Regions from separate parts of the Homo sapiens genome. Here regions 1 and 2 are each linked to region 3. A link is a loop called in an ENCODE intact Hi-C map of the cell type or tissue named here. Cell type or tissue: PC-3. All regions are shown on one strand. Links, peaks and the distances in the headings refer to the core of each region. The heading gives the core; the rest is flanking DNA. Region 1 overlaps LINC01794 (long intergenic non-protein coding RNA 1794). Region 2 overlaps LOC105374497 (a long non-coding RNA gene). Region 3 has its middle 93 kb from the start of LINC01794.

Region 1 (11,240 bases), core at 2,812-7,811, 110 kb after region 3:
TCATCATATGCCTAGAAAGGGTAGTGTTTTATTTTATTTTATGCTTCTATTTGCAGGGATATGAACTTCCAATTATATCATTGGACTTGACTACTCCATTTCTTTCCACATTTAAAAATCGTAAGTTTACTTTACTTAGGTTACAGAAGGAAAGGCAGTGATTATTTTCCAAAGTAGGCTGAACATAAAAGTAGCAAAGTTGCTTGGAAAAAAGAAAGATGTAATTTGAATTGATAGTAATTAAAATGAAATGACTTCTCAGCCTAGAGAAGAACATTTTGAATACGATGATCAATAGACAACATTATTCTGACAATTCCAGTGTTGCTGCTTATATAAATGTATGCATTACACTGAAGTACAAGAAGTTAGACTGATTTGAGTAATTCTAAACACTAGTTCAATATACAAAATAGAAGGAGCAGCTTTCAATATCCCTCTAAAAGACCATGCAATGCTTATTACCCAGTTTCACTGCATTCCAGGCCACCATTTCACCTGCAAAGGGGAGTTTAAGATTATGCCAGAGCAAAGGGCTGTGATCACTGCTTGGATTTCATTTGATGGGTTTAATAGACAGGAAATCTGCCATGGAGATGACATCTGCAATATACCTTTTATCCTGAAGAATCAGGGAGAAGCTATTTTGAGAACTTAACACAGTATTTAACATGGGATTTCTGAATGAAGACAGTTTATGGATGAATAAGGTAAGTAAGCATTTAGACTGATGGGAAAAATAGGAGTTGCCAAATCCATTCAAATTTTAAAAATTATCTTTTTCTACCTTCTTGTCTGAGCACCTGAGAATAAATCAACATGTGTCTTTGAAAATGTATATTTAATAACAAATAGTACTTAACACTACAAAGTATTTCATACCGATGGTATTCTTCTGATGACTAAATAGCATATTTCCTAATCTCTACACAAAACGAAATTCTATAATTTAACTTTTTGGTCAAAAAGATGAACTTTGAAACATTTTAAATTTTGAAATTTTATAAAACATTTAAAAGTAGATGAGTATCTGAATATCAATTAAGCCACGTAGCCCTTGGTAGTTTCTTATTCACAGTAACGATTTCATAGGTAAGAGTGCCTGTTATCACTAATTAATATCAAATATTAAAAACTATGTAATTCCCACCTTTAAGGATACTTTAATATATTGTGATTATTAATTTAGATGAACTTTATGAAAAACATTTCGATTAAAATGTCTCTCATTAACAGAGAATACAGAGGATTTCTCTTCTGAACATATGACATTTTTTTTTCCAAATTGCATAAAATTCAAAAGCTCCTTTTTAATGCAAAGATAGAATTGAATGACTACTTTTGGTATTTGTTTGGTTGTGTGTGCTTTGCTTCCAGAAAAATAATTGAACTCTTTTTTTTTTTTTTTGGTCTAAAGAATCAGCATTAAATCTTGCTTACCCATTTGTACATTCATTTAGTAAGCAAATAAACTACATTAATAGAGTGAGACTTATAACAGCAGAATTTTTTGGAAGATCTTGATAGTACTATTAGCCTATTGAGTCAATGATTTTGGCCACTATGACAGTCAACTTCACTCTTTCAATAGCCACAATTGATATAATTTGCCATATATGCTTCAAAATGTTTTATTGGAGGTCTGGATCCTGAATAACGTTTTATACTAAATACTTGTTTTTTTTTTTTTTTTTTTTTTTAGTGACTTAGAAAACAGTTTGATACTATTAAGGAAGCCATAACTGAATTATATTAAAGCTGGAAGCACAACACTATCAAACACTGAAACACACAAAATGATTCTTTGTTTTATCCCAAGGTATTAGTGATAAAAAGATCATAGTTCTCAAACACAGATTTATTTCCTTCCTCCCTCCCTCTCTCTGTCTCTTTTTTCTTTCTTGTTCTTTCTTCTTCCTTCCTTCCTCCCTTCCTCCCTCTTTCTTTCCTTTCCTTTCCTTTCCTTTTTTCTTTTCTCCTTTTCTTTCTTTCTTTTTTCTTTCTTTCTTTCCTTTCTTTCTTTCTTTCTTTCTTTCTTTTTTCTTTCTTTCTTTCCTTTCTTTCTTTCTCTCTCTTTCTTCCCCCTCCCTCCCTTTCTTTCCTTCCTTGCTTCCCTCCCTCCCCCACTCCCTCCCTCCCTCCCTCCCTTCATTCCTTCCTTCCTTCCCTGCCTCTCTCAGTCTGTCACCCATGCTGGACTGCAGTGGTGCAATCTCGGCTCAAGTGATCCCCATTCTTCAGCCTCCCGAGTAGCTGGGATTACAGGTATGCACCACCATGCCCAGCTAATTTTTTGTGCTTGTAGTAGACATGGGGCTTTGGCATGTTGGCCAGGCTTGTCTCAAACTCCTGACCTAAAGTGATCAACCTGCCTTGGCCTCCCAGAGTGCTGGCATTTTGGGCATGAGCCAGCATGCCAGGCCAGCATTATTTTTCTTTTGCATATCTCAGTTTGATTTTTTTGTTAATGTAAATATGAAACTTTTATTTCATATTTTCCTGACAAAGTAATACAAGCTCATTTGGAAATTTTTGAAAATGCATCACACGTTATAATGAAGATATAAAAATCACCAATAAGTTCATCAATCAGTTTAAAAAGTTAACTTGTTAGTGCATTTTTCTATAAATATTTAGATCATATTGTAGGCACTATTATGTATATTACTTTTTTGTTAAATACTATATCAGATTCACTTCCATTACATAAAGAATGTAGCGAGACATATTTTCCAAATAGCTGTGTAATATCCTATCATGCACGTTACCATGTTTCATTTAACTGTTTGATTTTTAAGACTCTTCTTTACATCACAAGCATTGCTTTTGTTTAAAATTTGATGGTTCCATATCTTATCATCATAGCCTCTGTTACTGTAATAAATAGGTATAGATTTATCTAGAATAATACTCACAGAATGATCAAAGTATAGAAAGTTGATTTTAAGAGAAAAGTTAATGAAATTTCCAAGAAAAGACTGAGTATTGTAATACAAAATTTAAGTACTGAGTATAAAGTAGATTTTATTCTAAAGTTGACTATCCCTTTCTTGAACATCAAAGCTTGATGAAAAATATTACTTGAAATAAATCCTGACTTATTTTGATTAGGCAAAGGAGTTACTGAATGTCTGGACTTCAGCGAATTAAGACACTGAGACTTTCTCGCTATTGAAGCTACCTTGAAACAATAAACACTAAATACCTAGTTGGTTTGCCAAAAGCATAAAATGTTACTTTTCGTATTTGATTTTCTTTCCCAAATCTATAATATAATCCAGAATTTGTACACATATTTTTTTCCTGATAATTAAACGTGTAGACAATGGGAATATAAGAGTTTCCAAATCCATTCAATCATTTTATGAACTTTTTCTACCTTCTTTGTGCTCCTGGGAAAAAAATCAACACATACATTTTAAAAACATATTTGATAACTGAAACTAGTTAACCTAAACCCAAAGAAGGCCTACCCTTCTACCATGTCCAAATTAAAACTAAAATTATTAACAGTTTGTTTCTTTACATCCATGAGAATTTGCTTCAATTATTTCTTTTCATGCCAGTTTCCTTTTCAAACCCTTCCTTAGACTTTCATTATATGTTTTCTAGTTACAAAGTCCGGAAAAGATATGCATAGAGATTGGTGTATCCAGGAACAGAAAACCAAACACTGCATGTTCTCATAGGTGGGAGTTGAACCAATGAGAACACACAGACACAGGGAGGGGAACATCACACACTGATGCCTGTTGGGGGATGGAGGTCTGGAGGAGTAGTAGCATTAGGAGAAATACCTAATGTAGATGACTAGTTGATAGGTGCAGCAAACCACCATGGCACATGTATACCTATGTAACAAACCTGCACGTTCTGCACATGTGTCCCAGAACTTTATATATATATATAATGTATGCGTGTGTGTGTATAGAAATTGGTATATCATGATGCTTGCTTAAATACTCCAGTTTTTTACTCTATTTGGTCAGCATAGATCTCATAAGATTTTTCCTTTGATAAAGTTTTGTATTACAGAAGTTGTGAGCACATAATCTTTTCTTCCCATAGCTTGCTCACATTGGTGGATGTGGTAGTTCTTCAATCTAGTTGCCACATTTCCTGCAGATACTAGGCACGCTAATTATGTCTCATAAATACAGGTTAAGCTAATCAAGTACTGTCTTGCTGTGTCTTTGTCTCTGTCTCTGTGAACACATTACATTGCTTCTTTGTACCCTTGCCAGCAAAAAAGAGAAATAATATCTATAACCTTCTCCCCTCAAGAGTATTGTACTTGTTAATAAGTATGCAGAACTTTCAGAGAAAGATACAGTGCTTAGAGCTCTGTGGAAAAAACACTTGTATATAAATGTAATATGTCATTTTTATAACATCTCCTAGCAGCCTAATGAAATGAACACAGGCACTCCACCAACACATTTCTTACTTGGGCTACATCCAACTCACCAAACACAATTAGGAAGTGAAATTCTTCTTGTTACTGTAAACCGTAACAGCCCAAAACTCCGTTTAATGTAGGCTCATTTTGGATTCTGTCCAGTGAGATATTGAAAGTACTAGAAGATCTTCATTATAATATGAATCTATATGGATGATTTTTTATCACAAGTTTCCAATGTGTTGTTTATGGCTTCAAACAGAAAATGATTTGTGTTTCTGTTTTGGTTTTAGTTTTAGCTATTGCTATTTCTAAAACAAATTAAAATTTACTTTTTGAAGTATTTGACACATATCAATGATTGGATCTAAGTTTCATACATTTTCTCTTTCTCTTCTAAAAATGTTACCCCCTTTGCAATCTTATTTCTCTTCTTTCAATTTCAAACTTGTGAAACCGTAGTTGTCAGCTTTTACTTTTATTCTCTTTCCTCCCACTCTTAGTTTAAAAAGTGATATACCCTTGTTTTGCCCTCTTGAATTTACTGATTCAATTTTTCTGGAATAGTATTTAATTATTCCAATAACATTAGAAATAAGTCCAGAATTTTAAAATTTTAGTTTGTTTGTTTTCCTAGCCTCACTCTCCTTATGTCTTAGATGCATTTTATGGTATTGATTTTGATATGCTTCTCATACTTTACCTTCCAATTCATTTAATCCTTTCCAATTAGGTCTCATTGTCTATCTTTACCTCTCCTATTTTCTGTTAAATACTGGCATTGTGATAACATCTTCACATTCTACTACTCCTGTCTAAATTAGGGCTAAAGTTATTTATAGGCCATGTCTCTACATCCTTGAGAATTTGCCTTAAACATTCCTTTTATAATGGCAGTTCTCTGTTCAAAACTTTTTCTGAACTTCATTATATCTTCTTATTTACAAATTCCAGCTGAGTACATGGTTTATAGCAGCCACTCAAGAAATGTTTGTTGGCTAGTCTGAATGCAGTGGTGTTTAAAATCTCACAGACACACACACAAACACACACACACACGTGTTAAATAGATTAATACTTGTTTGATTCTGAAGCATTTACCATTTCCATTTCTATGTATTACTTGTTCCATTTAGTATCCAAAATTTTATACCAATGACGTGATACGCTAGAGGACTACATTCTAAGTCTCTTTTATGGATAGCACTTAAGTATTTTTCTTTTCTCCAATTAAGTTGGAGCCTGGTTCAGGGGTGTGATAACTGGCTACAGACTACTGCATCAACTGCTACTCCAAATGTGTCCATGCAAGGCACCACTGCATCTGCTCCTGGCTCTCTGCTGTCCTCCAGTGGTTACATGTTATATTCCCCCACCCAGAATGTTACAAATAAGAGAATAGAGCCCATACGAAGATCTGAAATGTTCTGTCCCCACTGTCTCCACAAACTGGATTAGCATTGGCTAAGCTAAGTAGTAAGAAGAACCAATGTGGCCTATCATTAAAAGACAAGATCCAGATCAAGGTACCCGTGGAATCTCATTACTGTTCCTTTCATTGCTATTCAAGGCAAGCTGCCTAGAGATCACAATCTACATATCATCCCCTGGTCTTTTAGCACATATGCCACTCAGTGCGTTTCAAGACTTCAATCAGCCTAACCAAATTATATGTTGTGAAAAAGGTATTATTTCACTGAAATTACCAGCGGCTTAGTACATTAATATTTCCCCTAAAAAGGGGGAGTCAGTAAACCTGTAGTGTCGAGGATGGCAGGAGCAGGAAGGAAAACTCATGGAGCCAGTACTTACTTGGGATTCAGCAAAATTGTCTCAAAATCCCTTAAACTGTTACACTTGTAAAATTCTGGCCCATTAGGAGACATGGCCTTAATTAAAAGGTTTAAATTTTAACCTACGCACAGTCATGGAAATAGTAAGAACCTCCCACCTCCCAGATCTCCTTTTGTTCTAGCACACATATATGACATGTAAAAAAAAAATTAAATTCTGAAGTTTCCCTTCCAAATGAAAAATGACAATTCTTAATCCTCTATAATTCAGTTATTGCAAAACTAACTTTAATTTACTTTATTTGGTTTGTAAACTGTGAATTTTATGCAAAGAGATAGAATTAGTGGAATGATTACTATAACACATTTACTTATAAACATTTAAGCAACTATACATTTCCTTAAATCTGTGGTCATGAGGAGCTTGACCTAGTGAGACATAGTAACGTTCTTGAGTTACTAGACTTTTTCCTATTGAGTTGTAAGAGTTCTTTATATGTTCTGGATATAACGCTTTATATATTTTTATATATATAATAGTTTTCCCATTCTATTGCAGACTTGTTAATATGACTTTTATAGGAGAAAAAATTTTAATTTTGATAATAATCATTTTATCGAAGTTTCTTTTATGTTTTGTTCTTAGGTGCCCTTAGAAATCTTTGCCTATACAAGGCTGCAAATATTTCCTTCTAGAAAATTTTTAATGTTTTACAGGTACTATATGATCCATTGCAAATTAATTATAGAATGTGGTGTGAGGTAAGGGTCAATATTGAAATCTTGTGCTTCCTGTACATGGAACATGGATCTGCATTTTATTTCTTCTGTTTTTTAATCTGGATGCATTTTATTTTATTTTACTTATTTAGTTTTACCCTACAAATTTAAATCTGCAGCACACTGTGCACTAGAACTGGAGATAGTTGATATCGTGACTTGTTCATCACCTCAGAGGAACATACTATTTCCAAATTAAGCATGATGCCAGATATATGATTTATGGATGCCCTTTTATAGTTTAAGGAAGTTTGCTTCTCATTTTGATTTCCTTCTCTTCTTATTTTTGAGTTTTATGGATGGCATTTTTTGAGTTTGAGGAAGTTTCCTTCTCTTACTATTTTGATGTCCTTCTTTCCTTTTTTTGTTGTTAGTAGTAGATGTTGAATTTTCTCCCTGAGAGGACTCCCGAGTAACTCTCTTCCATACATATTTCCACATCAGATCCTGGTTCCTTGGAAATTTAACCCAAGAGATCTAGTTTCTTTCATTGCCCCATAAGACATTATATACTTTAAGAAACTTTAGAAAGAAGTAAATATTACACTAGACAGGAAGAGAAAATGTGAAGCTTGCACTTTCTGTCCATCAAAGCACATAAGATGAAAGAAATCAGAGATATGGGACTCTGTATCTGAAATGCCTCTTTCCAAACTGTGTTCTTAGAGTAGGAAAGCTTATTGAATAGGTTTAGAGAGAAAGCTGAAATCAAGGATAGTTTATCCTTGTCCACCATTTGGCCACCTGGGAAGAAATGGTCGTGCACACTGTCATGTGCCAATACGGAGATGACAGAGAAAGAGCAGAGAAAGAATAAATGAACACGGGAAGGCATTCCTAAGCTGTACTGTAGCCATATACCCTTACAGGAACCCACAGATTCCTACATTTTCTAGAAGAGAGTATAAAAAAGTAGCTGAACATCTAGTAGCTATCACTGTGGGAGCAAAGGATCTTGAATATTAAGGGCTACTGAGAAGGTTCATTTATCCTGCAGTCATGATTCAGGAAAAGTTCCTTGGGCCTCAGTGAGAATAAGTCATCGAGGGAAAGCTATAGGATTGTGGCTAGGCCAGGAGGACAGAACTCATTAATGCATACTAGTAGGATGCTTGTGGATATGAACAGACTATCCTCATCTTAGGGTATACCAGCCTCCACACAGCCAGTGGAGAGCCACCCAAGGACCAGCATGAGACAAAGATAACCACTAACCCCAATCTCATGGTGACATCCATGCCATCTTATTCCAAGATGTCGTCTTAAAAAGGAAAAGTGTGGGTAAAACAGCCTTAATAGGACTTGGAAATTTAAACTGTCAATTATACTTTCAGAATAGGAATTGTTGGAAATCAAAAGAAACTTAAAAATGAAAGGATAAGATATAATTAGAGAAAAAGTTAAAATTTGATTCATTACTATATGTCAATGAGGTACAGAAGTGAAGCAGATATATTTTCTCTCCATATTGAAGTGGTAACTTAAATTCTTAACTCTACAATACTGCTAGTAAGCGGTAAAGATTCAAAGTGGGCCCGATTCTATGACTTATTCACCGAAATACTAGTTCTACTGAGTTCACTTTAAGGCATAATTGAATGTCAGTAAAATATTACTGGTTATTATGAAGTCTCAGATAAACCAGAAATTAAATCTCATCATCACTGATATACTAACTACATATATAGAAAGCACGTTACAACTCCAGAAACAGATGCATACATATGCACATATATACATATGTGTGTGGGCATGTGTTTATATACATATGGAGTTTCTAGGCCTAACACATTGATAATTGAAGGTAGTTTAGGTTTCAGCAACCAGGCCATGTCTCATGGAATGGAGATATTAAATCATGGAGGAAACTGTCATAAATTATCAGTAAGGGACTATATAAAACTTGATGTCTCCTGGAGAAAACTTGTGTCTGGCTAAAATTTAATCTCTTCTTTTAATGTCCTCAAATGGTCTCAACAGATTCCTTTCTGAGGGAAATATAGCCAAAGGTAACCATGTTAGGAAATAGTGATCTGGTTATGTGTCTAATTTTACCATTCTGGGAAACCTTCCCACAGTTGCAAATTTCTTACCTGAAAATTTAACATGGGCACTGCATCGGTCTGTTCTCTCGCTGCTAATAAAGACATACCCAAGGCTAGGTAATTTATAAAGGAAAGAGGTCTAATTGATTCACAGTCCCACATGGCAGGGATGGCCTCACAATTATGGTGGAAGAGCAAGGGATGTCTTACAAGAGAGCTTGTGCGGGGGAACTTTAATTTATAACGCATCAGATCATGTAAGACTTATTCACTACCACGAGAACAGTATGGGGAAACTACCCCCATAACTCACTTATCTCTACCTGGCCCGGCTCTTGACATGTGGGGATTATTACACTTCAAGGTGAGATTTGGTTGGGGACACAGCCAAACCATATTAGGTACTCTAATAGGTGGTTGGAAATAGCTGGTAAAAATAATCCCAAATCTGCTTTGCAAAGGTAACAGAAACTTTAAACAATATTTTAAGTATGGATATTGGTGTCTGTGTGTGTGCGTGTGTGTGTGTGTGTGTGTGTTTAAAAGTTTATATTGGACAATAGCAAACTACCTTGGAGAAAAGTTGATTTTGGAACATAAAAATCTCTTCATCACAAAGAGCAAATTCTAAATATATATCACATGGAATAATCAGGAAAAGTACTATGGGAATATTTTAGCTCTCTAGAAGGAAATACTAATCCAGATGTCTTTATTAATTGTACTTTAGGGCAACTTTGGTTCTTTTCAGAAGGTGCGTGATCTGGATGGCTGAAGTTGCTGATTTTGGGGGGTAATCTACAAGGAAAAGGTGATGAAAATACCAGAAACAGTCTGTATCCTACTATGTGGCTAACATATGAGGAAGTCTCAACATGCAAACTTTGGCAGATAAAATCTTAGGCCATGGACAAGACCATGTCCCTTTGTGAAGACAATGCCCACAGCAAAATATTTTTCATTAAATCAAGGAAATGGATACTAGTGAACTAAGATTTTATATATAACTAATAATAAATACCAATTATTTTTGCAAGCATATCTCATCACTGAAATATACATCTGTATTTCAATGTATTATCCTAATATTGATTTCCCTGGGGGAATCAAGAAAAGGATTATCTATTTAAAGAGAAGGGAATATCAAGCCTGTTATTGCCACAATGTGGAAGAATCAACAAAATAACTGTTTTCAAATTTCCAGATATTAATTTTGTCATCATGTATACAAACTTATTTACCAAACATGCTTCATTCTACATTTCTTTCTTGACAGGTTTTACAATCTTTGTTATTCTGTTTTCAAACAAAAAATGTAAAATGCCATTTCTATCTTTATCACTAAAGCTTCCCATCAACACGTTTATCTCTTTTCACCCACATATCTGATTGTATTTTGAATGTAAAATAAAAACAGGCTTTAAAATGAAAAGGCTTTTATAAAATAAAAATTTGCTGTAGAAGAGAAAAAAAATGTAAGAAACTCAGATTTCCACTGAATTTCCAAGGGCCTGTGGGGGCCTAGTAGTGAAAGAGTGATATTTTATAAGTGAGTAAGTATGAATGTTCTCATAGGTTTTGTGTAAAGATGATATACTTGTATTAATGAATGTTCTGTAACAGGGATATTCTTTTGGTTAGTGGTCCTTTTGAAGATGTCAAGATGAGATTGTGTGTCATCCAGATCACATGACATATATCATTCCTCTCAGTCCTTGAATTATAATAGTTATAAGGCAAAAACAACACTTGACCTTTTGGGTTCCCTGATATGTTTACAAAATAATTTGAGTTTTCAAGTGTAATATGATTTAAATATGTGTGCTAATGCTTCACCAATGATTAGGAGTATCTGCTATATGCAATATGTGATTTGTCCTTACTTATATTATCAATAATTATGACCTTTTAATTTCTCCACTCTTTTAAGTATAAAACTTAGGTGCAGTTGACAATGTTTTTGAAAAAAATTGGGTCTTAATATTTCCCAACAGAATTACGTTTTAAAATACAAACGCCTCATTTTATACATGGGTGTAATATTTCAAAGATGGTCTAGTAGAAATTTAACCTCATTTAAAGCACAGACTGAATAGGATGGTTGGAGACTTTATTATTGCTGTAACTCAATGCAGTTTAAATGCTACAAAATTAAGTGATATTGCAACAAAGTAAGAATTGTAAAGGCAGCCAAACTCTCTTAATCTTTAAGTCTTTTAGGGA
Region 2 (11,240 bases), core at 3,354-8,353, 81 kb after region 3:
TTATTTCTTCATTCAATGCTATGTTCTAACATGCATCTCTATTGATACATACAACCCTCATTTATCTATTTCCATTTCTATGTAGGTATTCCACTATATGAATGTATTACAAAGAATTGATTGACATTTGCTATTCTTGATTTGTATTGGTTTACATGGGCAAGAGAATTCTCTACAGTGTAGGCCTATATATGTGTTATCAATTGTTGGTATTTACTCATTCTCAGGAAAAGTATGTTTCTTCCCTTCCTTTTTAATTTAAAACCATAAGTTGGCATTGAATTTTATTAAAAGTTTTTTACTAATCTATTGAAATATTTATATTTTTTCTTACTTAACCTGATAATTCAATGAATAACAATGTAAGATTTTACAATGTTTAGCCATTCTTGAATCTATTAGGAAAGAAACAACTCGATGCATCTTTTTTATCCATTGCTGAATTCAGTTTGCTAAGACACTCTTTGGGAGCTTTTGTATATATTTCTTGGGGGAGTGATGTTTTAGGGTGTAATTTTTTTTTCTTGGAGCATAATAGTCTGGTTTTTAAATAAAGCATAAAATCTGACAAGTAATGCTTCCTATTTTACTATTGTCTGGAAGGGACAACATAGAATTAATGATCAACTTCTTGAGATAAATTAGAATTCACCTATAGAACTATATAAACTTGGTAATTTCTCTGTGTAAAGGTTTCAATCAAATTAATTTTTTAATGAACATAAAAGTATGCAGGCTTAAATTTTCATTTTCAGTCAATTTTGCTGTCATATTTCAAATGTATTGGTATTACATTATTGTAATATTAGTACTAGTTAGGGTTCCTCAGAGAGAGAGATTTAAAGAAATAGCCTCATGCAATCACAGTGTTAAGTCCAAAATCTGTAGGGAAGGCCACGTGGCTGGAAACTCAGGCAGGAGTTGGAGTCACAGTCTTGAATCCAAACCCATAGGTCAAGCGAACAGATAGACATTCAGGCAGGATTTCTATTATTCAAATAACAGATTATTATATTATTAGAATATAATCTTGATGAAGGAAACTTTCTTTTCTGAGAAACCTTGGTTTTTGCTCTGAAGCCTTTCAACTGATTGAATGTGGCCCACCCACATCATCATCATTCTTTACTTAGAAGTCATTTGACTGTAGATGTTAATCACATCAACAAAATATCTACACTGCAACATCTAGACTAGTGTTTGGCCAAACAAGTGGACACCATAGCCCAGCCAAGTTGACACATAAAACTAAGCATCAATCCCAGCACTTTGGGAGGCCGAGGTGGGTGGATCATGAGGTCTGGAGATCGAGACCATCCCGGCTGACACAGTGAAACCCCGTCTCTACTAAAAATACAAAAATGAGCTGGGCGTGGTGGCGGACACCTGTAGTCCCAGCTACTAGGGAGGCTGAGGCAGGAGAATGGTGTGAACCTGGGAGGCAGAGCTTGCAGTGAGCCAAGATCGCGCCACTGCACTCCAGCCTGGGAAACAAAGCAAGACTCTGTCTCAAAAAAAAAAAAAAAAAAAAAAAAAAAGCATCAAAGTATTCTATTATTTTTGGGGGGAGTGGTACTAGTATACTAGTAGTTATGTAGTCTTTTCATATCTTAATATTTACTGTGCTGCTTCTCATTCTCTTTGATTGCTGTCATTAGAACTTGTCTATTTTATTAATTTTTCAAATAATAAATTTTGGCCTTGTAAATGTATTCTAATATTTTTCTAAGGTTTTTTCTTAAATTCCTTATGTTTTTATTTCTATTTTAATTTTTTTGTACTGTTCTTCAAAGTGTTTAAGTAAATATATGCTAAATCACCCTTCAGTATTTTCTACCTTTTTAATATTAGCTTTAAGGCTATATATTTCCCGCTAAATACTGCTTTCTCTGTAACTTACAAGATACAATATGTAGTATTTTCATTATAAAAATATTTCAAAAATTATTTTATTTTTAAATTTAAATATTAGACACTACTAATATTATTTCATTAGTGTTATTTAACATTATCAATTAGGACATATGAATACAAAGAAATTGTTTTTTTTATAAAAAGCAGTGATTTTAATGCTGCCAATTCATAATGAAATCACTTAAACATTATTGGAAGCTATCTTCATAGACAGGCCCTTATAAAACATGCAAATGATAAAAAAACTGCTCATTGTTTCATTAAAAATATATTTATTGAGCACCAGTAAGTGCCAGTCTGTTTAATAAGTTAATAAGTTATATTTAAAAAACTTCTAGGTATCACTAAAAAGAGTTCTAGAAACTCATATGCATAACTTTAAATAGGAATGCTATTAATTTTACTGAAAAAGATAATGTGTGTCTGTATTTCTGTGTGTGTCTGTGTTTCTGTGTGTGTGTGTGTTTAAATGTTACTGTTGTTGGGGTTCAGGGCTTAGTAAAACCTTTTTTGTTTCACTTTTTTGAGTTTAAGCCAAAAAGGTCCAGAGGGATACTGTGATTAGAGATGTAATTTAGATATAAACTTTGAGCTCTATGCCACATATTTTCAAATAAAAATATTACATAGACCATATGGTAGAGTAATATGTATTGACTGTCTACTACAAACACAATACTCAATGCTTATATGTTCTATGAACAATTTCCAGCACCAAATATGCACTATATGTGTCTATTTTCAAATATTTATATCATGTCCTTTAAGTCTTTTATTGTTTTTATAGCTATATTGATCTCAATTTAAAACATAACCTTAATAAAAATAAGCTGTAAGATTTGATGTATGTGTATGTGTCTATAAATACATGTAAAACCATCACCACTATCAAGATAATAAACATATCTAGAAATTCCAAAATTCTCCTATGTTCCTTTATAATTTTTCCCTCTTGCCTCTCCCCCACCTAGCCATCCTCAGGCAATCACAGATACGCTTTCTTCAGCTACAGTTTTCCCTGCTTTTGAAATAATTTTATATAATTGGGATTATAGAGAATATATTCTTTTAATTTTTCAGAGGCAGGTAATGCTTTTTTTTATTCAGCATAATCAATAGTACATTTATTTTTATTGTTGAATACTATGTTTCCATATGTATGCTGCTATGGATTGAATGTTTGTGTCCCCCATCACCAAACTTATATGTTAAAGCTTTTGGGAGGTAATTAGGTAATGATGGTGAGGTTTTCATGATGGTATTAATGCCCTCATTAAAACAGGGAGAAACAAGAGCTCTTTCTTTTACACCAAAGAGAGGCCACGTGAGGACATAATGAAAAGAAGGCCATCAGCAAAAAAAGAAGAGGACGGTCACCAGACTCCAAATCTACTGGCACCTTGATTCTGGACTTCCTATTCTCCAGAACTGTGAGAATTAAATGTATGTTGTTTAAGCCTCCCAGCCAACTATTTTGTTATAGCAGCCTGAACTGACTGACACATATGGATATTCTATAATTTGTTTTTTCACTCATCTGTTGATGGGCATTTGAGTTATTTATAATTTGGGGGTATTAAAAATCAATATTCTATGACAATTTAAGTGCAAGTTTTCTGTTGAGTAAGTACAAATGGAATGATTGGATCATCTGGAGGGCATTGCATTGTCAATGTTTTCCAAAGTGCTGAAAAACTAGCATAGTTGTCACCTCATTTTATTTTTCATACTCGGAACTTTGGTTTGGATCTTTTTGACCATCTACTCATCATGGTTGCACTTTCTTGCTGTCTCATACCTGACAATTCTCACTTGGATATTAGACATTGTGAACTTGTTGCATGTTTGATATTTCCTATAAATATTCTTGACCTTGTTCTGCAACATAGTGAAAGTTTTGGAAAACAGTTGATTTTATGAAAGTTTCATTCTGAGTAATTCTTAAATTGAATTACATGGATTTTTACTGTGGATGGAGGAACATAAACAATTGCTGGCCCTGTATACAACCCCTGGAATGTTTCCTTTGTTTGTTTTGTTTCCTCTGTTTCTTTCCTTGCCCTCAGGTATTTTTATCATATGCATGTGCTCACCAGTACTCAGTTGAAGATCAGAGGGAGACTCCTGGTAGATTTCCAGACTCTGTTATTCTGTCTTGCAAACTCTACACACATTGATCTCCCTAGACACCCAGTTGGTCCCTTCAACTCAGAGACATTGCCAGGTTCGGCCATATACTTCTATCCCTGTGCTATGGATTTTCTTCTTTCAAGAGTTACAGTCCTGCATTGTCTGAGGTACAATGCCTGGAAACCATGACTTTCTATTTCTTTTCTTTTTTGTTGTTTATGTGCTCTGTCTGTATCAACACCTTTGATTGATATGTTGTTGTTTTGCTGCCTGTTTTATGCATTTTCTTTGACATGGTAATTACTATCTGGAGAAGGTGTGAGTTAGAGGTTTTGACACAAGTGCCAAAAAACAAAAAAGTTAATCCTTTGCATCCTGGGTGTTTAGGTTTTCATTTTCTTTTTTATAATACAGTAAAAGATTCTCATTATCTCTATTTTGGTGAATGTCTTATTTCCAAATGAATATAAATGAATCAACAGTAATTTTCAAATGGATCACTTATGTCATTCAGTCGTCAGGATTAGTAAATACCAGGCTGTGCATCGTTTGTCTAATGGCCAAAAAACAACATTTTTACAAGTTGTGATGGTTATTTAGTACTATTGATTAACTATACCTTTTTATGGTTTGCTGGTGGTTTACATAATCCCACATAATTACAATCTTTCTCTTAGCCTAGTTTCTCAAGACCACAGGATTAACATCCCTTAATTAGATTCCTGATGACAAGAACTGGTCTATCTCAGACCTTCCTTATTTTCTTGGATCTTCTCCAACATATTTAATAGCACTGATAACAAACAACTATCTAATTTTCTGCATTTTTAATATCAACTACAATTAAATATAAAATTATAATAAAATGTGAAGGATTCTTGTAAATACAGCATACTCCTTAATTTAGAGAGCTTTTAGCCAATAAGTCAACTTTATGGTACTTGCTGGGGACCAACAAAAAAAAAACTTTCACAACTAACATAGACCTTTATTTTTAATGTCTTTTTAGGGAGGCATCTTTATACAATAGCACATACTCCTTCCTCTTAAGAAAGAATTGTGTTTTCATTCAAATTGACTGCTTTTAATATGAGTGTATTTCTAAAAAGTGTATTTTTACAATTATTCTGAGCTTATTAGAAACAAAAAATAGAAAGCAGTTACGAAGTTCACTAAAGACAAGTACTACCAATTAACTACATGGAATTTTCTTGAAGAGACAGAATTAGAAAAAAAAAAAACTAAAGAAATTAGTCATAAGATCTTAAAACCCTCACAACTCAACTCTCTAGATCTGCACTGTCCAATAGAGTAGCCACAAGCATCATGCAAATATTTAAATTAAATTAATTAGAATTAAATCTAAAATGTAGGAGGTCAGTTTTACTTGCCGCATTTCAAGTGCTTAGTAGCCACATGTGGCTTGTGTCCACATATTGGATAGCACAGACACACAACATTTCTGCCCCTGAAAAAAGATTCTTCTGGGCCATGTTTCTCCAGAGCTTTGCTTCGTTTGTGCTTGAGAACAATTAGCATTCCAATAAATGCTCCAGAGTTTCAAAAAGCATATTCTATGTTCTACTTCTTATTATAAGTTGTGGAAACATATAACATATTTAAATAATTTATCCCAATTATTTAAGTATTTAATCATTAAATGTTTAGGAATTTAAAGAGGTTAGTTTTCATCTACCTGGATAATTTTCTCTGCTGATACTAAAATATTAAGTAATATTGTATGTTTTTTACAAATTCTTAAAACCCTAAACATCATGAGGTTTTATGATATAATGGAGCATGAGAATATAAGGACTGTGGCACAATGAAGCTAGAATAAGAAACAAAAAACAGGCTGCCTAATTATAGGGTTTATAATGTTAACCACTATATTACGAATGAATGAAGAATGTATATATTTTCCATTTTAACTAACAAGAAAGATGACAATATACAGAAAATATTTGTTGTGCCACCTCAGGAATGTCGAATTTGACTTTCTTTAAGTCTTCAGGGTAGGCAAAATAATTGCAGAACCTCATGGAATGCTTCAGTTAAAGGTCTCATAATCTAGTTTTAGAACATGATTGGAAGTCCATCTCCAAAGCAAAGGAGTATCTTTCTGTGATAAGACACAAAAAAAAAACCCACTTCTACATGAGTTTCTGAGATTCCATAAGCTGATGTGTTATGGACTTAATATGGACAGCTAAAGAGAAAGAAAAAATCATGTAAACTAGATGGAACGACAATTGAACTTCACAATATATTTTATATCACACTGTTTAAAACATACTTGTTTAAACTGTGTCACATGAAACAAGATACATGTCTACTCTTCAGTGACTGAATCTACCTTATTCGATATTTAAAAGAATGTTTTAAATGTACTATTATGAGGTGGGGGTAGGCTTGCCAGATAAAATACAGGATGCCCACCTAGGTAAATTTGAATTTTAAATAACAACAAGTACTTTTTTTAGTATGTTTCAAATATTGCATGGGGCATAGTTAGACTAAAAAAAAAGTTGTTCATCTAAAATTCAAATTTAAATGGAAATCCTTTTTCGAAAAAATTGCTTAATATGGCAATCTAGGCACAGGAGTTCAAAAGATTTATGATTCACAAACCAACCATTTTACCCATTCTACATGCTTTGTGCATTTCAATAGCCCTCTTAGGGGAAGAGATAGTAAGGTACTTATTTACCACGTATAACCACGGAGCCACTGGGCCAGGATCATTGAGAACGTTTTTATCATTCTCTTCAAAGGGTTTATATCTAAGTGAACATATAGAAATGTTTGATAACTTACTTAATAATAAAGATATGATTGCTATGATTTTAATGTCGATTTCCTCCTCAAATTCATATGTTGATACTCTCACTGCCAAGATGATAGTATTAGGATATAGGGCCTCTGGGAAGTGATTAGGGCATCAGGACTCTGCCCACATGAATAGAATTTGTGCATTTATAAAAGAGGACCCAGCGAAACCCCTTACTCCTTCTGCCATGTGACGTTAGAGTCATAAGATAGCTCTCTATCAGAAATCAGGTGCTCACCAGACACAGAATCTGCTGGCACTTTGATGTTGGACTTCCCAGTCTCCTGAACTGTAAGAAATAAATTTCTGTTATTTATAAGCCACCCAGTCTATAGTACTTTGTTACAGCTGCCCAAATGAACTAAGACAATAACCATAATTTAAGGTTGTTGTTACAAAATAGCAATTTGGGGTATTGTGAAATTTTACACCCTGAATATCACAATCTGAAGCCTAGGAATTTCCTTACATGCATCTGGGACAGCTGTGCCCTTGGAATGTCCTTGCTACTGATACTGCTGCTCATGCAGCCTTCATTGCCTTTTCTAATCCAAAGAATAAAAGCTTGATGGTGACCTGATTTCTTTTTTTCCATTCTCCAAAGGAGAATAAAACTGCCAAAATGAAGCTGAGACAGACTGAAAAATAAAAGTGGCTTGAGATAACTTACATTTAAAGATGCTGTGGCCTGCTTTCCTTCTTCTTTATTATTTCATCTTGGGAAAATGTTTTTTCAGTGAAAATGATAAATAGACATCTAAAAATTGGGAGTATTTTCTGTATTTCGGAAGCAAGTGATTTTGGATTTCCCTCTTTCTTTAAGAGAGATACCTGGTGATAATCACATTCACCGCCATTCTCCTTTATCCTGATGAATGTGTCGGGGCTATGTGGTTTTGTTATTCTTGTAGACATGATGAAGGAACCCAAACAAGTTCAGTTAAGTTCAGATCCCTTGGTGTTGATGGCTGGTTTGGAAATATAAAAGTTGCTAATGTCTCATAAGGTGATGATTAGAGGTATACTTAGTAAAGGTACATATTAGAGGTATAGATAGTAAATTTACAGTAACAATTTACTGTATTCTGTTCCTCTTTGTAATGGCCCCTCCAACCACTCCTCATCATCCCTGTGTCTCTGCCATATCATGTTGTCTAGAACAGCATTGGACTATGCAAGCAGACAGAGTAAAAAGTGTCTTCTAACCTACGTAAGTCTATGTAAAAAATGTCAAGTATTCGAGGAACTATATTGTGGTTCTCTATGTGGTACATGGATGATAAAATCAAGTCACTGGAAGCCAGGAGGGTCTTTATAGTTTTTTTCAACACCGAAGACTTCAATGAGACTTGGAAAAGAAGTCTTTGAAATTAAGTTAAACAACAAAAAAAGCTACTTTCGCTTACTCTCCCCAGTCCTAAAACTCACATATGTATGCCTTGCCAACAAATGCACATAAAATGGTCCTTTTATTGACTGTGAACATTATGAGCATCGTAATGGTTCACTATTCATTACTGCAAAGTGTCCTCAGACATAAAAGGCTAACAAAAATTTGATCAAAAGCTTGGGGTTCGTAATGCTGGAAAAACCAACAGTAAAATGAACACTCAAATTTTGTATCTGCTTTACAAGAAATAAACAAAAGACACTCTGTTCCATGACACAGAGGAGATATAATCATAAAACAAACAGGGAGAAACTTCTTATGGAAAGAATAAACTAACTGAAAAATGTTTCTCATTGCAGGGTCTGTAGTTAATTCTGAATTTATATTATTTTAAAGGCTTAATTTTGTATTTTTAATTGAGTAAAAATAGTACAAATAATCTTATTTGGGTCAAATGGAATCACTACAGGCATCTATATAAGTTAGAATTGGCTTCAGCAGCACATAATGCAAAACTCAAATTAAAGAGGCTTTAAAATGACTGAATCTTAATTTCGTCTCACAGAAATTGTGCATAAAAGAATTCCAGAATTGGTACGGCTGTTTTACTGACATTAAGGAATCCTGTCTTTTAAAATCTTTCTTTTCTGCCTTCCTTAGGACGTTTTCTATGCTTGTGGTCACCTTATCGTACAAGAAGACAACTGTAGCTCCAGATAATACATCTGTATTCCAGGAAGGAAGAATGAGGAAGTAGGAAAAACTAAAAGAGCAAATCTCTCACTTTCAATAGGTTTCCTAGATATTCTTACCTGATGGCTTCTGCTTGTATCTCACTGCAAGCAAAGACTGGGAAATGTAATCTTCCATTCAGTTATTTTGTTGCGCTAGATTAAATTAGAATATATCAGTGACAAGATGCAGATAATTGATAGTACATGAGTAACTAGCCGTCTCTAACTTTGAGTCAATTTATTCTCATGATAATAATTATTTAAAACATCTTTATATGTTTCTAGTTCTCGCTGTCAGATTTTAGGAGGTGGTCATCATAGCAGAACGTAGATAACAGAATAGGAAACTCCAATATAGCACTCTATATTCCAGGCTAATTTTGTAAATGTTTACATATTTAATCTTCAAAACAATTTCATGATATGTAGTCAACAAATAGTTGTCCCTTGAACAATATGGTTTTGAACTGTGTGGGTCCACTTATATGCAGTTTTTCTTCTATCTCTGCCACCCCTGAGACAGCAAAACCAGCCCCTCCTCCCCTTCTTCCTCAGCTACTCAATGTGAAGATTATGAGGATAAAGGTCTTTATGATGATCCACTTCCACTTAACAAATAATAAATATATTTTCTCTTCCTTTAATAATTTTCTCTATAACATTTTCTTTTCTCTAGCATACTTTTTGTACGAATACAGTATACAATGCATAAAACAGGCAAAATATGTGCCAGTTGATGGTTTATGTTATCAGTAAGGTCTTAAGTCAACAGTAAGCCATTTGTAGTTAAGTTTTGGGTGAATGACAAGTAACACACAGATTTCTGACTGCAAAGGGGGTCCATAGCCCCTGCCCTGTTCAAAGGTCAATTGTGCTATTATCACCAGCATTTTATAGATGAGGAAACTGATGAACAAAGAGGTTAAGTAACTTACTTGTCAATGACATATAACTATTGAGTGTAGATTTGAATGCAGACAGTCATTAAAGCTACTGGTCAGTAGTCTGCAATCTTCCCACTCAAGTGGGAAAAATTAATTTTAAATTTAATTACTCCTATTTAAAAATTAAGTATATCAAAGACCCTTAGAGAAAGTATAACATTTTAGTTACGTTTTTTTCTGAAACAGAAATAGAACATGAAAAAGTGAAAGGAAATTATTGGAGTGCTTTCACCAGAAGATGACATAATCTGAGTTAAAAAGGACACCACAGAGGATAAACCTTTCCTTCCCTGGGCAGTGAGAAAAGATGGATTAATGTAGACCCTTGGGGTCTCACCTCTCTTTATAAATACTTTTGAAAAGTTCCCTATTTTCAGTCCTCTTCCTTCTTCTCACTCTTATGTTGACCAGTTATGTGAATTCTTGAGCCTTTTGAGTGTCTGTAGAACTAATCAATACATGTGCTTTTGAAGATACTTTTCTCTACCATGACTCATTACTCTTAATTTAAATCTTCTCTTTGATATGTCATTTACATGTATTGCATCCATTTTCTATCTTGATACATTTTGATTAGAGTCAACAGCTCTCTTCTGGCTTAATTATGGGTAGAGTTTGTGCTGAATTTCTGATTTCGGTTCACGTTGTTTTGAGTAAATTTCAAAAAAGAAGGTGAGGGTAATATGTGTTTTTACCATTCTGCTTTGGAATTCCTACTGCTATTCCATTTAAAGGTTCTCAAGAAAGAAATATCTGTCCTCTTCCCTAAACCTTTGACCTTCCAAAACACTCACTGCCAGGCTATTTTCTACAGCATGTGGAGTACCTGACATCAATACCCAGTTAGCCATTTAAGACTACAGTAGTGGCAAGACCATGTGTGCACACATCACAGTGTCATAGTATTTGAGTGCTCATTTCTGTCTTTCATGAGTGGATGCAGATTTATTAGGGTGTCTTTTTAACATTTAGCCACTGATTATTAGCAATACTGCACTGAAGGAGAATATATGTGAGAAAGCAAAAAAATTTACTTTCATTATTAACAGTCATCAAAGGGTAGTTTTAGTAAAATTGGGATGTCTATGATCAGTGTGTTCTCAATCAAAAACAATAATCCATTTGGCTCTAAGGAATAACACAATCATTATAATAATTGTATTATTGTATAACAATATAATACTGAAGGAGAATATATGTGAGAAAGCAAAAAAAAATTACTTTCATTATTAGCAGTCATCAAAGGGTAGTTTTTAGCAGAATTGGAATGGCTAAGATCAGTGTGTTCTCGATCAAAA
Region 3 (11,240 bases), core at 4,003-9,002:
CCCCGGCATATCATCTCAAATGGTCTCCCAGAACTGCCCTTCAATCCTATCACATTTCTCAGGCAAATCACAAGCCCAAACTCCAGGATTATAATCCAATAGAGAAGATACTATATATTCCCTTTGCATTTCTCCTTAAAATGCTAACACTTACCTCCTATCTCTTCATTTTTATATGATAATTCAATTCATTGAGCAGATAGAAGCCATTAGAAGAAAATTTCCCATTCTTCTCATTATGAAATGGTCTGCATTAATATCCTCTATTTTCCTCCTCTAATAATGGACACAGCTCTCCTTCCTCCTTTCTACTTATCACTTTTTTTTAGGGAGTCCCAGCAGTTTTTGGATACACAAGCCTTTTTTTCCTGCAATTATCTATTCCTTTTACATACATATCATAATTTTTCCCTCTTTGCAGGATTATTTTTATTAGAAACAAACAAAAATTTGTTTTATCATTATATGCCTCCTTGCAGGGCAAATCTCTCTCTAGGTACTGTCCCATTTCTCTTGTCAAGGGAAAAAATAGTTTATGTAACTCAAGTAGAGATTAAAGGTCTGCTCACCTAATGCACATTGGGGAGCCTCTGAAGATCAGCGAACTCTCTGAGTCAATGCAGGATCTTATAGAGAATGGATAAGAGAGGGAGATAGGTGGTTGGGCTATCATAGCACTTTTCATCTCAAACTGATGTAAAACTTGCTACTGGAACGGTGGATGCTTTTTAGTTTTCCATTCCGCCTACTTGGGATTGTTGGCACACTGACGTCCAGGTAACTGTTAGAACAGTTTTTATCAAAAGCTGTTTTGATAAGCCCAGGGTTTGTTGATTAGATAAGGCCCAAGGGAGAGTTAGCCAAAAAAGGTGGAAAGGGAAAACAAACAAAAGAAAACATGAGGGCAAGGGTTACAGCAAGGGAAATTGGGAACTCTATCATTTCTTTTAATCCTTTTATACTCTATTTCTCTTTATATAAACATTTCAGGAATTCATTTTTCACACTGTTTATTGTTTTGCATGTCTCATCTCCCATTTTCTCTTAAATTAATCCAGCTTTATTCCTCAACACTAGTGAAAACCCTCCTGCCAATGTCTTCAATGACAGCCACTTATTAAATCTGACATTAAACACCCAATTCTTATCTTACCCAAAATTGCAACAATCATTTGATGGTATACAATCTCGGCCTTTTCAAGAAATTAAGATTTATCTGGCAGATGATTTTAGTTAAAATTATATATATAGTCCACCAGAATAAATATTTGGGTTACCAATTACCTCATCATTGCTAAATCCAATGGTAAATTCTTAGTCCTTGTCTCACGTAATATACTTGCACTTGATAACCCGACTCAGTTGATTACCCTCTCCTTCTGGAAACAGTTTCCATCTGTCTTCAGCAAGACCTCACTGTCATGGTTTTCCTAATCATCTACTGGACTAACCGGCTATTTGGTCTCATCTCTTTTAGCACCTCTCCATTTCTTTCTAACTTTTACCTAATGTGGAGCTCCTAGACTCAAATCTTCTCCTTCTTCCCCTGTCTGCTTTCCCTCACTTGCTAGATGATTTTACCTAGTACTGTGGTTTCAAATAAAAATCTATACGCTGATGGCTCAAAGTTATATCCCTAGGTCCCAAATTAAATTTGAGATCCAGATTCAATACCTCCCTTCTTCTCCTCAAAATTTTCACTTCTTTGGAAGGCAGGGGCTCTGGCTGTCTGCTTCAGAGCTCTGTTCTCAGTGTCTGAAATGGTGCCTGATATGTGGTATGCATTCTATAAATTTTTGTGGAATAAATGATAGAATGAATCTTCTGTTATTCCTCCAGCACACAACCTATTATTCATTCATAATTATTTAATTGTGGAGTATTCTATCTCTTACCCCTAGGATAGTAATTTTCAACTGTTTCCTTCTGAGAAGTCTTCTACATTCTTCTGCAAACATAGGTCAAAATGAATTGATCATTCCTCTGCCATTCTGCAACATCCACATTATAATTATTAGATTGGAAAACTTTATACTAGTCACTGCTGTGCATGTGTGTGTGTGTGCGTGTGTGTGTGTGCGTGTGTGTGTGTGTGTGTCCTATTAGGATGTGAATTATTTGAGAGCTGGAGTCATATTTCATATATCTTTTTGTTCCTACCATCTTACATGATGCTTACACATTGCACATGCAATGACATTTTTGTTAACTTGGTCAATATAATTTTCTTCATTTGCATAATCAGAACCTAAATCTGTTTAAAAACTTCTTAAAATTGCTTTTTTTCCTGGTGTATAAATACACTCATTTAGTTATCTCTCCAGATTCCACAGCCAATTCTTTGTAATTTATTTTATAAGATGTTCCTTCTATTCTACTATTGGACAAAGGAGTCCTATGTATATCACTTCCATTTATATCATTTATATCACTTCCTAAGAGAAGAACAATTTCTTTGTCTTGAGTTCAATCCTAATTTAAAGGCTTTTTACACAGAAATGATCACAACAATCAGAATACAGTATAAAAGTAAGTTTGGAAGTTTTAGATTTTTTGTAAATACAAATTAACTTATTTTAAAGTTCCTTGGCATATTGTTTTATAGCAAGTGTTATCTCTCTTCTGGAAACAGAAAAAAAGTAAATATAAAATAAAATATAGCTAGAGTGGGAGATGATTTAAAATTTAGGGCCAATAGGACATAATATTATGTATTATATTACATATTATGTATTATATTATTATAAATAATAACTATATAACAAAAATGTATTTAAAATGTATAAATCTATGGGAAAATGCTCATAACCAAAACAAAAGAATAAATGTATAAAATTATTTTTTCCATATCACTTCAGTATTATTTATATGTTTACACATAAATATCTATATAAATATATTCACACATGATTATGATAGAAGAATGAGAGAGAAAATTGTAAAGAACTATATCAAAATAAGATAGGTTCTCTCTGAGAGGTGATTTTTACTTTGTTTTATTTTTTGGTAGTTTCACATAAAATACAAATTCCCACCAGCAATTGTAACAAAATCAAGAGTAGGCAAGTGGAGCCTAATTAAACTAAAAAGCTTCTGCATAGCAAAAGAAACTATCAACAGAGTAAAAAGACAATCTATAGAATGAAAGAAATTATTTGCAAACTATGCATCTGACAAAGATCTAATATCTAGAATCTATAAGGACTCAAATAACAAATAAACCTATTAAAAATGGACAAAGAACATGAACACTTCTCAAATGATGACATACACATGGCCAACAAGCATATGAAAACATGCTCTATGTCACTAATCATTAGAGAAATGCAAATCAAAACTACAATGAGATAACATCAGAATGGCCATTATATAAACGGCAGAAAATAATAGATGTTGGAGAGATTATGGAGAAAATGGAATGCTTATACAAGGCTGGTGGGAATGTATGTTAATTTAGCCACTGTAGGAAATGGTTTGGAGGTTTCTCAAAGCACTTAAAAGAGACTACCATTCAACCCAGCAATCCCATCAGTGGGTATATACCCAAAAGAATACAAATTGTTCTACTAAAAAGTCACATGCATGTGTATGTTTATCACAGTACTATTCACAACAGTGAAGGCATGAAATCAACCAAGATGCCTATCAACAGTTGACTGGATAAAGTAAATATGGTACAAATACACCATTTAATGCTATGCAGCCATAAGAAAGAATGAGATCATGTCTTTTGCAGAAACGTGGATAGAGCTGGAGGTCATTATCCCTAAGCAAATTAACACCAGAGCAGCAAACCAAATACTGTATGTTATCACTTCTAAGTGGGAGCTAAACATCGAGTACGCATGGATACAAAGAGAGGAACAATAGATACCAGGACCTGCTTTAGTGTGGAGTTTGGAAGGAGGGTGAGGGTTGAAAACTACCTATCGAGAACTATGCTCTCTGAGTGTCAAAATTATTTGTACACCAAATCCCGGCACCATGCAACTTACCCTAAAAAAAACTTGCACATATACCTCCAAACCCAAAATAAAAGTTGAAAAAGTATATATATAAATCTAAAATATAAGAACTCTAGAGTTTGCAAATTTTAAAAACAAATATTAAATTTAGTTGTTTTAGGTAGAGTGCAGTGGCTCACGCCTGTACTTCCATCACTTTGAGGGGCAGAGGCTGAAGGGTCTCTTGAGGTCAAGAATTGGAGACTGAGAACAGCCTGGGCAACACAGCAAGACTCTGTCTCTACAAAATATTAATATAAAAAAAGCCAGGCATAATTGTGCATGCCTGTATTTCCAGCTACTCAGGAGGCTGATGTGGAAAGATTGTGTGAGACTGGGAGGTTGAGGCTGCAGTGGTCTGTGACCATGACACTGCACTCTATCCTGGGCAACAGAGTGAGACCCTGTCTCAAAAAAAAATCATTGTTTTGGTTTAATATTAAATATTGCATTTTCATTTATGAATTGTCCTACTTCACAAAAGCAGTGTAACTAAAGAATATAGTAACTGAAGGAATACTGAACTGAAAATCCACTAAATCAGAGAATCCTGATTTGGGTACTTACTTTCTCACAAATTGTGTAACATTTAGAGGAAGCTTCATCTTTCTGGTTATTAGTTTCTTCACCTGAAAACTGAAAGGGATGTGGCAGATGCCCTAATAATCCTGTTCTCATGGACATAAGAGTTCATTATATAAAGGCTGATATGAGAACTATTCAACTATGCTGTTTTACTCCCACGAATAGGAGACTAATTTCATTATTTCTGGATGCTGTTTGAAATAATCATCACAAAGTCTCTGAAATTTAGAAAATACCTAGTTCCGCAAGCTGCAGTGTTATTAACAAACATGGCAGAGCTCAACACCAGTTTTATGTCTTTTGTAGGGGATTTCTCATTTCATAGTTCGTTGTGAGAACCAACTCTTATTGGCATATATTTCCTATGTCGATATATGCTTCAACTATTATTCTGAACATTTTTACGTGCAAGCTACTATTTAAATATGTGTGAGAGGACATAAAATTTTGGACATCATAAATGTAATTTCAAATGCTTCTCTTATGCGAAGAAAGAAAAGAATATAAAAACGTTTCTATAAGATGGGCTACCTTGGATATGTAGAAGTCATACATGTACCAAATTGTATATTAATAAATTAAGACAGGACACAATTGATAAGTGCTCATCTTAAGAGGCAACTGGAGGAATTGTAAGGATCTCTAAGGATGATTTAAGCTCCTTGTCAGCTGACACCCTTGGGCAAATAGAGTGTGTGGGAGACATGTGCAGTAATGAATGTGTGTGCGAGGCCAACTCTGTAAAAAGCTATTTTATTATGGGCTAAATCCAGCTATTTTTACTAAAATTGCTACTTTGACTTGTTCTTGTGAGATTTCCTGCATGATTTTCTCCCTTTCTGGGGATGGACCTTCTGTGAGAAGCAGGGAGGGTGAGTTCCTTGAGAAAGTGAAGAAACAGAAAACAATAGAACCTAGATTCGGTGCATGGAGAAAGTCAAGAGGATGCTCATACTTCTGGTAGAGCAGTGAAGAACGTTGTTGCCACCCACTGCCTCCAGAAACGCATCAGCTAAATCCAGGGTGCAGCTTTAATAACAGGTTTCATAATAATAGTATTTATAAAACATTTCTCTGTAAATAAAGCACTTCCCACTCACAATCTTATTGTGCCTGGGTAGGCCCAGCTACTCTACCCCAGTTAAGCAGAAAGCATAATTTAGTGAGTTTCAGCTTTGAGGACCATTGTTCGTTTATTGCTGTAGAGTGCGGAGAACAGAGAAGCAGGAAACACACAGAGCTTTAAAGGCTATGCATGATGAACTTACATCCTTGTAGCTTACCATTTTTCTTCCCTTCATGTGCAAAAATAAACTAAAAACTCCACAGACCTTTTCTCAAATTTTGAACTAATTTTGCAACTTTGAAAGTAAGTTTTAGTAGTTTCTCAGCCTTTTTCTCCTTTGCCGTGTATCTTCTTCTCCTGGGTATCATTATCCAGTTGCCTTTTAAATGACCTTAGATCACAGCTGTGCTCTATAGGCTCTGTATTTTTAAAAATCACTGAGATTTTTAATTTCAGTTTTTAAATCTCAGGATGCTCATATATACTCTATCATATCCACTACTTTTCAAGCATGAGGGACTGATATAATCAAATAAATCAACCTTTAAAAATTTCTTAATTATAAGCAGTACCAATAAAACAGGTATAAACATGACCTCTGAGTTCTTTTTCAATATGCACACAAACTTAAAAAATCATCATATATAATTTTTTATATCCCTTCTCTAATACTCACTAACACGCTGTTATATTTCTTTGAAATTCAGCATAAATCTGTTTGCTTTCTCCTACTGAAGTCTTCCTTTCCTGTCTTCTCTGCCTACCTTGGCAGTGTAGAATTCAAAACTACCCAAGATAGGAAATCAGTTCAGTGACTCATTTTCCAAATTTTCCAAAGAGGTAGCAAAGCGTGAATACATTCAGTGAAGAATGTTGACTAATAGATGATGAGTACAAGATGATTAACTTTTAAAAAATATTTATCATGTGTATACGTTTTAATGCAGGAGGTTCTATCAATGGGTGGTTTGGAAAGGAAATCATAACAAGTGTGGAATTCTTCCTAACAGTTTTATTTGTTTTGACCTTTCATTTCTTCACAAGGAGAATACATATACTAAACAAGATGTAAAAATTTGCCTGCTCGTAAATAGCTCATGCCTATTACTCACCTGTTTCCAAATTGTATATACTATTACTATCTATAAATATGATTTGTTGATATAAAAATGCAAATATTATCTCTAAATAAAGGAAATATCATTTTGGAACCTGAAAAGGTTTTGAAGAGCTCATCAAATGAACTAATTTTATGGAAATTTTAATGTGTTGCACAGAAAATTACTCTTGTGATAGAAATTTCAGCTTTACCACATGCCAAAGTTCTCTACTCTGTCAACATTCTGTCGTTCATGCAGCCACAGGAATGTTGGTGTGAAAATATATAGTTATATAATGTGTGATTAACTGTGCCATCCTGAGGAATTTTATAACACACCCTTTATTTGTTTCTGAACATTTTCCTGGATGCTTTACAGAACTCATTGCTAGAGCCAAAATTGTCTTTCTCCTTAGACAGACTTTAACCCATGTTCAATAAAAAATCATTTAAATGTGTGCATGATTTTTAAAATTCTAATACCTATTTCCTTGAATCAATCTGGACGGAAAAGAAAAGTGAACAAAATTGTTCCAATATGCTATAAACACTCTCAATTTCATGTGGAAATTATTATTTAAAAACCCTGTAGCCAAATTTTTGGCGGAAAATAAAGAGGGAGCAGATGTATCACAATTTTTTCATCTTGGTTATTACATTAGAAAATGTAAGTAACTTATTCTTCAAACTGAAGATTGAAATCATGATTCTTTAACTGAGATTAGAAAAATATATTTTCAGAGTTCAGAAGGAAGTGATTGTATTTTTTTCTTGAAAATAATATAATATGGAACATTCAATGTGATTTTCCAAACAAGAATGCAATAATTTCTTAGCTTTCATCACATTAATACCTCTGTGTAATACCAATAAGGTGATTTGCAGCAGGGCTTAAGAGAGTAACTATATTACCACTTTTTTCTTATTTGTCTTTTTTTCTCTCGGATTTCTGACACAAAGAAAGATATAATTTTCATTAATAATTTTTTCTCTACATCTCTGTCGGTCTCTTGTTTTCTCAGCATATGTGTGTGTATGCATGTATAATGCATGTACTATATGCAGGTATATTTAAAATTGTTTTAATTATTCTATATTTTACATATATTACAAGTATTTTTATTACAGAAAATGAATCATCTTTTTAGAATTAAGTTGCCATGGCAGTTTTAGAAGAGTTTGACTGATTCTATTGACACACATAATTCTCGTGGTTTCATAATTGTTGGTTTTCTGGCTAAGCACGTAAAATTTAAAGTTGAATGACGTATCTTATAAAGAAGGCAGCTTTTAACTAAGACTAAACTGTGTTGTAAAACTCAGTGGCATAATCTATGTAGTTTGTTGATTAAATAAGTTTTACTATGCTGTGTTTTATTCCTGGATGGAAATCACCCTCAAATATTTATTTATGAAAATAATCCTAGGGAATACTTTAGGAAAAATCCAAGCAAACACTAGATCACCAAATCATTCATGTATGTGATCATTATATTACATAATATGACTGCAGATAACATAGTGACTGCTCCTTCAGTTGATTACTAAATTTTTTGAACTTTGACTTTCCCAGCTGTGAAAGTAAATTTGCTAGCACAGATAAATACTAAGAAACATGAAAATGTTTCTCTCTCTCATTAATACTCTCAATGAACATTTATTGAATACTGTATTGAGATGAAAAAGTATCAATTTCATCTTGCTTTAAAAAAATTCTCCCTTAGCAACTTTAGCAATAATATAAAAAGGAGAAGGTATAAAATTACACTAGATGGCAACCAGTTCCTTGACATTTAAATTTATGCCCTCTTTCCAAGCTCCCCACTTAGGACTGAATTTTAACAACTGTAGAAATTGAGCAAAAATAATTACAGAAAAGAATGGAAGAGCTAAACTGATTAAATTGTGAATTAAACTGTACAATGTGCATTGAATAACAAATTCAGTTATAAAATTTCAAATATACATTTTATAAGGAATCTGAATTTTATGAATAACATCCACTTTGAGTAGATATTCTCACTTAAAAATTTTATAACCTCTGATTAAAGATGGCAGGTTGAACACAACTATTTTTTCTCTCAAGAACCCCTTCTCAAAAGTCAGACAGGGGAAGATCTGTTGCAAAATGAATAAATAATCAAAGATAAAGAGAATGTGAGAGGATACAAGAGTCACAAAATTTCAGAGCCTGGCAGTTTAAGGCTGCAGTGAGCTATGATTGTGCCACTGCACTCCAGCCTAGGTGACAGAGGTGAACATCCCCTCAAAAAGAGAAAAGAAGAAAAGTAAGTGGCCAAAATGTTCTTGACTCAACACACTTAAGAAACATAATCTCTAATGAAGCAGAGGAGAAAGCTAAGATGCAATCTGTCACATACCATTATATGACACACACAAAAGTTGATAGCACTTGTCACTTTGGAAATGACAATACAACTGGTACTAAAAAAGGGAGAATTGATCAAGCAATAGTTGAAGAATAGATTAAAATGAAGCTAAGAAGAAATCCCCAGATGATCTTCGACACTTGGTAGTGAAACTCACAGCACCAGAAACCCAAAGTTTAGCTTCTGGAGAATGTGAAGAGAACTGTTCCTGGGATCAACAAACACCGAAGGTAGAGACACACACTGAACATTGGGGAATCAACTGAACATCTACACCCTGAATGCAGAGGCCCCTCTTACCCCTTCACCAGCTTTTACAGCTTACTTGTTTCCCCCCAAAGTTAATACATTGAAGCCCTAAACTTCAATACCTCAGAATGTGATTGTATTTGAAGGGCCTTCAGTGAGGTGATTAAGTTAAAAATGAAGCCATCAGTGTGGGCCCTAATTCAACTCAACTTGAGTCCTTATGAGAAGGGGATATTGGGACTCACAAAGAGACACCAGGGACGTCTGTGCACAGACGGAAGACAAGGTAAGAATACAAAAAGAAGGTGGCTATACGCAAGTCAAGGAATGCGGCCTCAGAAAATCCAAATCTGCTATACATTCATCTTGGACTTCTAGCTTCCAGATCTGTGAAAACACATTTCTGTTCTTTAAGCCACCTTGTTTGTGATATTTTGGTATGGCAGTCCCAGCAAGCAGTACACTGGTGAACTTCAATAACACTGACAACTTCTGGGTGAAATGATTAGAAGAAACTTCTATGGGGACAATGTTTATTGCTGTACCCACTTAATTTCAGTTTTTAAAAATCATGGAGGAAGATATTCAATTGCCGTAACTTGGGTCACATATTCTAGTACTTTTAGAAATGGCAGATACATGATAAATATATTAAACTCAATAGAGTTAGAAAGTTACAATTTTAATCGAAGTTTGCTTATCACTACATCACGAGTTATATTACTATTTTCTAAAATTTTTGAAACGCATAGAAAAATATTTTGCAAAATTTTTAACTTGTACACATGTAAATATTTTATTCCATTATTTGGGTGTGTCTTTTAGAAATAGAGGTTTAAAATATATTAGAACTTTAAGAACTTCATGTATCTGATGATCTGCCAGATATCACAGTATATAATTGGCAAATATTTTTAACAGATGTATTTATAGGACACATTATAAATCATAGCATTGTGGCTCATCTAAACAAAAATAGAACTAATAGATTTTCAAGTCCGAATTTTTCAATTTAAAGAAGAAAGCTGAGATCAAAAGAGGCATGCAGGCAATAAGTGACAGAACAAGATCTAGAATTGAAGCCTTTGGAATATAAATTAAGAACACTGATTTAATCACAAGGAAAAAGTAATGAGTATGTTTTAAAAATTCTCTTAGCTTTTCTCCATATTGGGTCTAATGTAGATTTCACATGATTTATTTTTGATTTTTAAGGATTTGTGGCTTTGTCACAAATGGTTAAATATGTTAAAAATAAAAATATAAGGGAATGTCAATTTCGAAGAGTAATTCTCTGTACCTTTGTGTGTAAAGTTTTCAACTGTTTTCACCTTCTCATGGTATTTTTGTTCTCCCAGAAATGTATACTTGTACATGCCCTGATGTAGTTTGGATGTCCCCTCCAAATCTCATGTTGAGTTGTCATCTCCAGTGTTGGAGGTGGGTGGTGGTGGGATGTATTTGTGTCATGGTGGCAGATACTTCATGGCTTGGTGCTATACTCACCACAGAGGGTGATTTCTCATGAAATCTGAACATCTGGTGGTTTAAAAGTGTGTGACGCCTTCCTACCCTCTCCCTGCATTGTTCCTGTTTTCCTCAAGTAAACTGCCTTCTCTTGCTTTGCATTCCACCATGATTAAAACTTCCTGAGGCTTCTGGAGAAGCAGATGCCAGCACTATGCTTCCTCTACAGCCTACAGAACCATGATCCAATTAAACTTCTTTTTTTATAAATTACCTAGTCTTACATATTTCTTTATAGCAACATAAGAATGGCCTAATACATGACCATACATAGCAAAGTTTGCATATTGCTCCATCCTTTTTTTTAAAACTTAGTGCCA

What was found. A loop is a pair of places that touch in the nucleus more often than their neighbours do. Peaks named below come from ENCODE experiments on the same cell type or tissue, not always from the same donor. Only the 100,000 strongest peaks of a DNase experiment are listed, where the experiment ranks them.
Region 1: a loop joins it to region 3, with 6 times the contacts of the local background. A loop is called at or near these places in 3 of 110 quality-filtered maps.
Region 2: it touches region 3 in a loop (2.4-fold over the local background); 3 of 110 quality-filtered maps call a loop at or near these places.

Annotation. Positions count from the first base shown.
Region 1 is chr2:40,754,510-40,765,749 of GRCh38, forward strand. LINC01794 (long intergenic non-protein coding RNA 1794) reads left to right here. Exons shown (of 4, transcript NR_183396.1): 2 at 57-120; 3 at 629-710; 4 at 9,748-10,449. The region is part of intron 2 of LOC105374497 (a long non-coding RNA gene); the gene reads right to left. Among named protein-coding and RNA genes, the nearest start is that of LINC01794, 14 kb to the left of the region's middle. In PC-3, for the core only: a CTCF peak has its summit at 5,762; a DNase peak (open chromatin) is centred at 5,742.
Region 2 is chr2:40,729,002-40,740,241 of GRCh38, forward strand. The region is part of intron 2 of LOC105374497 (a long non-coding RNA gene); the gene reads right to left. LOC105374491 (a long non-coding RNA gene) reads left to right here. Exons shown (of 3, transcript XR_939993.3): 3 at 3,197-3,304. Among named protein-coding and RNA genes, the nearest start is that of LINC01794, 12 kb to the right of the region's middle. In PC-3, for the core only: no CTCF peak of the experiment used is centred there; a DNase peak (open chromatin) is centred at 6,040; H3K4me3 peaks cover 300 bases; H3K27ac peaks cover 985 bases.
Region 3 is chr2:40,647,522-40,658,761 of GRCh38, forward strand. No RefSeq gene overlaps it. Among named protein-coding and RNA genes, the nearest start is that of LINC01794, 93 kb to the right of the region's middle. In PC-3, for the core only: no CTCF peak of the experiment used is centred there; a DNase peak (open chromatin) is centred at 6,520; H3K4me3 peaks cover 648 bases; H3K27ac peaks cover 1,941 bases.